Regions from separate parts of the Mus musculus genome. Here region 2 is linked to region 1. The links are chromatin loops, found by intact Hi-C in ENCODE. Cell type or tissue: left cerebral cortex. All regions are shown on one strand.

Region 1 (4,000 bases):
AGCCATGAAGAAGGAGGTATGAGGAACAGCAGGGGACATTTAAAAAAACAGCAACCAATCAGTCTAGGGCTTCTAAGAACACCTACATCTGGGGAAATGTAAAGAATGGAAATGTAAAGAAAGAAAATGGGAAGAAATCGCTAATCAGAAAGGGTAGGCAAATGGGAGGAGGGTGAGGGAAGGGAAAGTCAATGTTACATGAGTTAAATGTGTGACAGTGAGACCAAAGTGGGGGTGGTCTGTAAAATTCCTAACTGGAGGATGTTGCTCAGCACACAGGTAATGCAGAAGGAAAGATGAAGGTGGGCACAGTTGCTCTTTAAAAGCTAGTCCTGACAAAGAAAGAGAAATGAGATGGAAGGAGAGAAACTTTCTGTTTCTCTGTCCTAAGGAAGTCTGGTAATGTCTGCAGACTACAGTTGAGGGCCTATTGACAAAGAAAATACTGCCAGTGCACAGGAAGGGCCACAGACTATGGTCCCAGGGTCTCGGGAAGGATGGAGGAGGGAGCAGACATGGATAAGAAGAGCAAGGTCAGAGGCTGAAATTAGAAAGACAAGGGAAGGAGATTAAGGTAAAGGGGTCATTTGGGCTGAGGGAGCAGGGCTAGGGAACCAGTCTCAGGGGATGCTGCCTTTCTGTAAGACCGGAAAGATGGAGGCACGGAGCACTTCCTGAGGAGGCTGGGAAAGTCTCTGTCTGTGTTCGTCTGACCACAGGGTCCCTGCAGCAGATTTCCCATGGAATCACCCACCATCAGAGGAGCAAAAGAACATGAATTGCCTTTGGCAGGTTCAGAGTGATGCAATTGTTAATGTTTAAATTAAGAGAGAGAAAAAAACCCCACAAACAAACCAAAATGTGGGGTTTTTGTTTCCCACACACAATGAAATGCAAAAGGAAGAGACTTATAGATGCTTATATATTCTTTCTTCAAGTGTTCCCATGGATTGCTAATGAACAAGCCTACAACTGAGACATAAGAAAGTCTCAAAACAAATTTGAAGTATCTCCAGTACTGCCTCTACTGGCTTCAGAGGGCACAAGAGCACACTCCCCAGGGCTCTGACATTCAGAAAAAAAATCTTTTCCCAACATTCCTAATAGGAAAAAGGTTTTAAAATCCTTTCTGAACACAAATAACCACAAGGCATGGATGGGTTTGTGATAGTCTTACATAGAACTTGAGAATGAAAACCGAAGACAGTAAAATCTGACCTCTATTTTCTGACTGTATGTGAAGTACAAACCGTAATTCACAAAACAATATAAGAGGCTGTTCCTACAGCTGACAGAACATACATGTTACCACAGAGACTATAACTATTGTAGCTGAAAATGATTTATCTTAAGAGGTGAATTATGTTATGCTATTCCCTTGAATAGTTAAATTCAAAGAGAAACCTTATGTAACACTGGGAGAATCATAATTCAAAGTGAAAGGCGAGCCTTACCTGTTTTAACAGGGCAGAGTGAACAAGGTTATGAGAGCCAAGCCGTCCAGAAATATGGTCCCAGCAGAGAGGAGAGTGGGTGGGGAAAAAGAGAGAAAAGCATTGAGATCAATAGTGATATAAAAACCTTGTCATTTACTAAACCAACCAATAAACAACACTTGTGGCAAAGTGAGAACTAACAGTGTTTCGTGGCAAAGGAAATCAAATCTAGCAGCCATCATTTTCTACATTTCTGGTTGCTAAATACAGAGACTTCTCACATAAAAACAGTCCTCCCAGGCAGGAATCATTTTTATTTATATGCTACAGCAACGTGCTTTAAAGTTAGAAAAGGGTAGGCAAAGTAGCACCCAAGACAAATTCATCCACAGCTTGTTTATATAAATAAAGTTTTATTGACACAGAGTCTCATTCAATTTTTAAGCAATGTCTGTAACTACGCTTGTGCTATATTACTGGGGGGGGGGGGGAGCATGACTCACAGAAACCTGATTTGGTTTTATTTATGCCTCTATCCTCTTCTGAGACAGACTGACACTATATAGATGAGACTGCTCCTGTGCTCATGACCCTCTTGCCTCCGTCTCTCAAGTGCTGGGATTACAGGCATGTGACCCCAATTCCCTGGCTGGCCCGTTATTGAAAAGGCTTGGTGACTCTTTTTCGAAGTGATGACCAAATCATTTCTTTACCATTTTTGTTCTCAGACAGTTATATCTCAGCATGGAGCCGAACTGTTGCCAATAGTGGTCACCATTAGCATGTGGCCATTATACAACTGAAACATGGCCACCCTGAACCGAAAGGTGTAAAACATGTGTGGGATCTCAAAGACTAAATAACAACAGCAACATAAATTACTGATAATTTTAAAAATGGAAATTACATGTCATATCCTGCATATACTTAGTTGAGTAAAAATATATCATTAAATGAGTTTCCTCTGTATTTTTATTTTGTTAATGTGGCTATGAGAAGAATGTAGATGTATTATGGAGTTCACAGTTTGTTTCTATTGGATGCTTGTAGCCTAAAGTCTAGACCCTGAATAAATAATTCTCTAAAAGCTAGCATTTTTCCCAGCACTGTCCCTAAAATAACCCCAGGCTTTATTTCTTAGACTTTCATAGCAAGGGATAGATAACTTGTCACTCTTCAGTTTTCTTAGTAATTAGTTTGTGCAACTTTCCTTGTTAATTTGGTCTTTAAGATGGTTAAATAAAGAATGAAGCTGTTGATGTTCATTACTGTCTGCATGCAAGAACAATATAACGTCCCGGATCCTGCTGTTGAGCAATAGATTTGGTGAGGGCCAATTAGATTTTTCCATCATCCTTCGAGACATAGTTCAGAGCAATAGAAGCTACACTCTACCCAGGTCTTGCAGTGTACAGAGACGTAAGGGAGGGGCTAGAGAGGAGGCACACTGCTTAAGGCACTTAAAGGATAAGTAAGAGGATAAGAGTTTGCATCCCTACAAACCCACATAAATGCTGGGTAGGCACGGCAGCCACTCTGTAATTCCAGACTCCTAAGGTAAAGACAGAGCTAGTTGACTAGCCATACAAGCATGCTCTGGTTAGGACTAGTCATATGAGCATGCTCAGATTATGACTAGCCATTTTCGAGTACTTGGACTGATACACCCTCTACCAAGGAATAAGGTGAAAGGATGCTCAGGGGTGATCCCCAACAACCCCCATATGCAAGCACAAACACATGTACTCAAACAGATGCAAACCATGCATAGAAGTATACATGCACCACTCTCTCTCTCTCTCTCTCTCTCTCTCTCTTTCTCTCTCTCTCTCTCTCACACACACACACACACACACACACACACACACACACACACACACAATGTACTGCAAAAACAATCAAACAAACAAACAAAAAAAAAAAAACAAACAAATCCTCAGCTAGTCAAATTCAAGTATTCAAGTTAGCCCAAATTTACTCAATGCAAAATTCCTTCTGGATAAAACATAGTAGGATATGTACTGTATTACTACTGCAACCTCACACACATTCTACACAGCCTTTGCCTCACTGAACACCCAAAGGTCAACAGATGTAGAAGGCAGTTGTTTCTAATCAGTTAAGTTTTCCCTTTGGTTAGGCATATTATTTCTATGTAAATCTGAGATGTATAATTAGACAAACTGGCAACATTTACATACATGATGAGGTGTCTACAGCTCTGGAGATGAACATTCACATCAGGTCTCATAGAATTTGTGAAACCCGGCAACCACATCCCAAGAAATAAATAGCCATTTCTCCCAAGGATAGCCAGAGCTAACACATGAAGCCTGATTTTAAACAGGAAACCCATTTCTACTACTCAGGGAAGCAGTCTCATAGCAACCAGCACAGGCAGGTAGGACAAGAGGTGTTCCCTCATCATCTTTATCATATCTTAAAGTCTGTGGCTAATTTCAACTCTATGGGGCCAAACATTAATATCTGTGCTCGTGTGTGCGTGTATGTATGCATGTGTGTGTGTGAATGTGTATGTTCACATACACACCCGTATGAATAAG
Region 2 (4,000 bases), 76 kb after region 1:
ATGGCGTTCAGACTGACTTCTGTATTCCAGTGTCCTGCAGGAGAGCAAGCATATCTATTCGTGTTATCAAAAACATTCTTGCTAAAATCTTTTCTAATACTAAAATCTCCAGGCCTCATAAAAGCAAATCATTAGGATTCAGAAAGGTCCTTGTGAAATTCTGCCCTTCCTTTGAGGCTACCTTTTACAATATTGCTGAGACTTGGGGAGTATTTTAAAAAGCACACACAGTTCCCTACTGGATTTTACTCAGAATTCTTCCTTTGTAGCAAAAGATATCTGAGCCTTGGTCTTTTGACTCACAGCTGAAATGAGCATTATTGATGATTCATGTTTCCAGTTCTGATTAATCCATAATGGAGTTTTTAGTATTAGAAAAATGCTGCTTGTAATTTACTGCCTGCCATTTCTTTTAAAATTCCGGACACTCCTTACTCTATAGATCTGTTAGATCACCAAGCTCCATCATGGAGTTTGCATTTAAATATTTATCTTGACACCACAAAGCATTGTTTATCCATTCGACAGCATTAGTAGGACAGGAGCACCAGCCTTTGTCTCCTCCCAAGCTAGACTGTTTCAGTAGATAGATGGGACCAGGTGCAACCCCTGCTTTCTCTCCTTGACAATTCGTTCTGGTCTCTATCATCACAGACTAAAGACTGTCACAGACAGTTCAAATGTCCTTCAGCAACAGGTACTCAGCCACTTATTTCTCACAAAGTTGAGAAAGACTGTAACATATCTGGAGGTCTGCCAGCAGCACCGAAGTAACTTGCAAATCTGGAGAAAAGCCACAGTGCTTTAATACTGATGACGTAAATAGGGGTGGGGGAATTCATCGAGCTACTACAAATACAGCTTTCATCATCTAAAAAAAAAAAAAAAAAAAAAAAAAGAAGAAGAAGAAGAAGAAGAAGTGATTGCACCAGAAATCCCAAAGTCCATATCTCAAGCAATGTAAGGTTTACAAATGCTGCCTATAAGTTAAGAAACTGAGTTCTGGCATGAAGAAAAACATCTGTCACAGTAAAGATTAGAGTCTGTCTGACAAAATGGTGCCATTTATTTTGAAAGGCAATTAAGACATTGTTCCCAGTGACAGGAAAATTTAGAGATTATTTACATTGAGTTATAGATTACCTATCAGAAGAATTCAATTAATGATAAGTATACTCCAAAGGGAATCACTTCAAAAGCTCTTAGAGGCTAGGGCTCCCTGTAGCTAATTTCTCCCTCACTGGAGTCTATAACTATACTGTCTATTAATAACATGCCAACACCTTAATTTTCCTTGTATTGTTGGGGATTTGTATTGGGGGGGTATTCTTGATATTTGCTTTGATTTTTTTGTATGTATGTATTTTTATCATATGTGTGAAGGTCAGAGAACAACTTGCAGGAGTCAGTCCTCTCTTCTATCACGTGAGTTCTGGGAATGCATTGATGACAAGTGCTGTACCTACTAGGCCATTTGCTGGTTAAGAGCCTATCTACTTTAATTTTGATCAAGCTTAGAGAACTACTGACCCATTCAAGGAACACATCCTTAGTTTAATCAATTGCCAGGGGTAGATCTGGAAAAAGCTGCTTTATTAAGCCAAGCTCTGAGACACAACCTTCTGCTTGTCTCCTGATACTGCTAAAACAAAAGGTATCTGAGGAGAAGGTACCTAGAGAGAGGGCACCAAGTTTAATCTCTTGGTGGAAGCAGGAAGGTGGGGTTGCTGTCAGTGTAGGATAAGTGAAAACTTAGCAGGGCAGAGAGATTTTCAGGGCTTTTGTAGTGGAAATAGCAAAAACGTAAATAAGTGGTTTAGTAGCTCATGGATGTACTATCAGCACTGTAGCTGAAGCAAGAGGATTCTAAAATGGTTCAAGGCCAACCTGGTCTAGATATTGAGTTCTAAGCCACTAAGGGATACTGTCCCCAAATAGCCAAACAGCAACTTAAATAAAAAGAGGGCCATAGTTCCACAATTCTAGATTATAATCTCCATTTGACTTTAGTCTTGTTACAATTTAAACGAATTCTAAGTTAATCTCAATGTTTTTTTAGCTAAACTTTATGGACAGCAGCATGTTTTTGAAAAAGGCTGTGAGTGGCGAAAGGTTTTCTGTATAAGTATGGCTTTGTTACAGTCATTTAAATTTTGTCCAAATTTTACACTTCCTCTTGTAAATGAAAACCAATGTCAAAAGAATAGAGGTCTGTGTAATTACTCTCCCAATACACCTTTTTGAACAGCATCTTCAACTGCTTAGCAAGGGATATGAGGTATATTTTATGTATGTTTCCTTTTGTACTAAATTTGCTCTTTGTTCTAAGTCTGGTGTTATCTTGTTAGAAAAACAGTGCTGCCTAATCCTTAACTTTTTCAGGTTCGACTAGCAAAGGACTAAAATTGTCAACTAAGCACGTGGTTCCAGATCGTTCAAGCACAGAATTCAGTCAGCCAGCCAGCATGCAACAAATGCTGCTTCCACAATCTCAGATTTACTATGCAATTATGCAAGCTGCCTTTTTATTTCTAAAGGGCAGAAGACACCTACAACATCTGATTCATTTGCTATGCACCAGGATATTTATTAACGAGTGCTATGGATAGCGTTTCTTATATGTTAAATTCTCATGCTCACCAATAACAGAGTTTGAATTATATATACCATTGTCTGTGGATACTCTACAGCATTTGCAGCTTAATGACGGGGGATATTCATATATATCCTTCTTTTATATCCTTCCAAACCCTTTGGTCTGAATTCTCTAGATTTTTTTTTAAGCTGGTTAAAACAATACTTTAATTGAAAATTCTCTTTGTAAAACCACTTTCTTTTGTTAAACAGGCTGGTATGTGCTTCTTTCTCTTCGTCCTCGCCGCCTGGGTTTAGGGGCAGAATAAGGATTCTTTCGTTCCAGGGAACACTGGTTAGGATGCCAGTCTTGCCTGAGCATCCAGTATCACGCCACTGTAGGATTCCCTCCCTCAGCTCCCACCAGGATAGGAACACTGAGGGTTACACCCATCTCCATTATGGAGAAGACCACAAGGAGATCCTAAAAAGACGCATCATGGAAGATTAGGTCTCCATTGTCATGCTGCTATCCAGAAGGATGGTCTCAGTAAACACACCCTAAGAGGAGGTCACCCACAGCACCACAGGGAAGGGCACGCCTCTGCCAGTCCAGGGCTTGGTGGTGGCGAGGACCCATTTGGCACGCCCTGTCAAGACACGCCCTACCACACCCCGCCACGCCCCTCCACCCCAGCGTCTAGTCCTTGGCCAGAGGGTCAGCGCAGGCGCGTCTGCTCTCCGGGACACAGCTTGGGAGCTGCTGTCTTCTGCACTCGCAAGCGAAGCGCTCCGTCGCAACTGTGCGCCATGGACAGGGAGCCTGAATGCTCCAAAGCGCCAAGAAAGAAGCACGAGTGGGCGAGAATAAGCTAGCTGGACCAAGAGATGTCCCAGGGCCTATCCTTCTCCATTTTACGTCCTCGAAAACGGCCGTGCAGCTAGGGGCAGTAACAGGGCGGGGTCTCTCCCAACGGGAGGCGAGCGAGACCGTTAAGCTAGAACACCCGGGGACCATCCTGGCAGCTTGGGCGCCACCCGCGCCGCAATAAAAGCCTCTCGCGGCTTCCCGCCCAGCCAGCCTCGCTCTGATTGGTCGCCGATCAGAGTTGGCTGGAGGCGGTGGCCCAGCTCTGCTCTCTTGCTGCCCTCGGAGGGGGGCGCACTGGGTGCTCCCGGGGCCGCTCTGTGGGCTCCACACCCAAGGCTTAGAGATCTGGACCAGTACAGCCACACCAGGCAGAAGCCACAGCCATGCGCGGTCTCCTCCGCCTAGCCTGCTTTCAGCTGGTGCTTGGCAGCACACGCCCCCCCCCCGCCCCAGCTGTCGGCCCATCCCACCCAGCTCTCGGCGGCCCCAGTGCCCTTTGCTTCCCCCTCTCCCAGTCCATTGGGACGCCAAAGCACAAATCCTTGGGTGGGGTAG

What was found. Hi-C counts contacts between places; a loop is a spot of excess contacts. Peaks named below come from ENCODE experiments on the same cell type or tissue, not always from the same donor. Only the 100,000 strongest peaks of a DNase experiment are listed, where the experiment ranks them.
Region 2: it touches region 1 in a loop (3-fold over the local background); 4 of 42 quality-filtered maps call a loop at or near these places.

The regions. Positions count from the first base shown.
Region 1 is chr9:49,717,912-49,721,911 of GRCm38, forward strand. All of the region lies in intron 1 of Ncam1 (neural cell adhesion molecule 1), which reads right to left. Among named protein-coding and RNA genes, the nearest start is that of Ncam1, 79 kb to the right of the region's middle. In left cerebral cortex, a CTCF peak has its summit at 1,032; a DNase peak (open chromatin) is centred at 1,720.
Region 2 is chr9:49,793,588-49,797,587 of GRCm38, forward strand. The region is part of intron 1 of Ncam1 (neural cell adhesion molecule 1); the gene reads right to left. Among named protein-coding and RNA genes, the nearest start is that of Ncam1, 3.5 kb to the right of the region's middle. In left cerebral cortex, no CTCF peak of the experiment used is centred here; DNase peaks (open chromatin) are centred at 2,461, 2,971, 3,363 and 3,670; H3K4me3 peaks cover 1,463 bases; H3K27ac peaks cover 1,194 bases.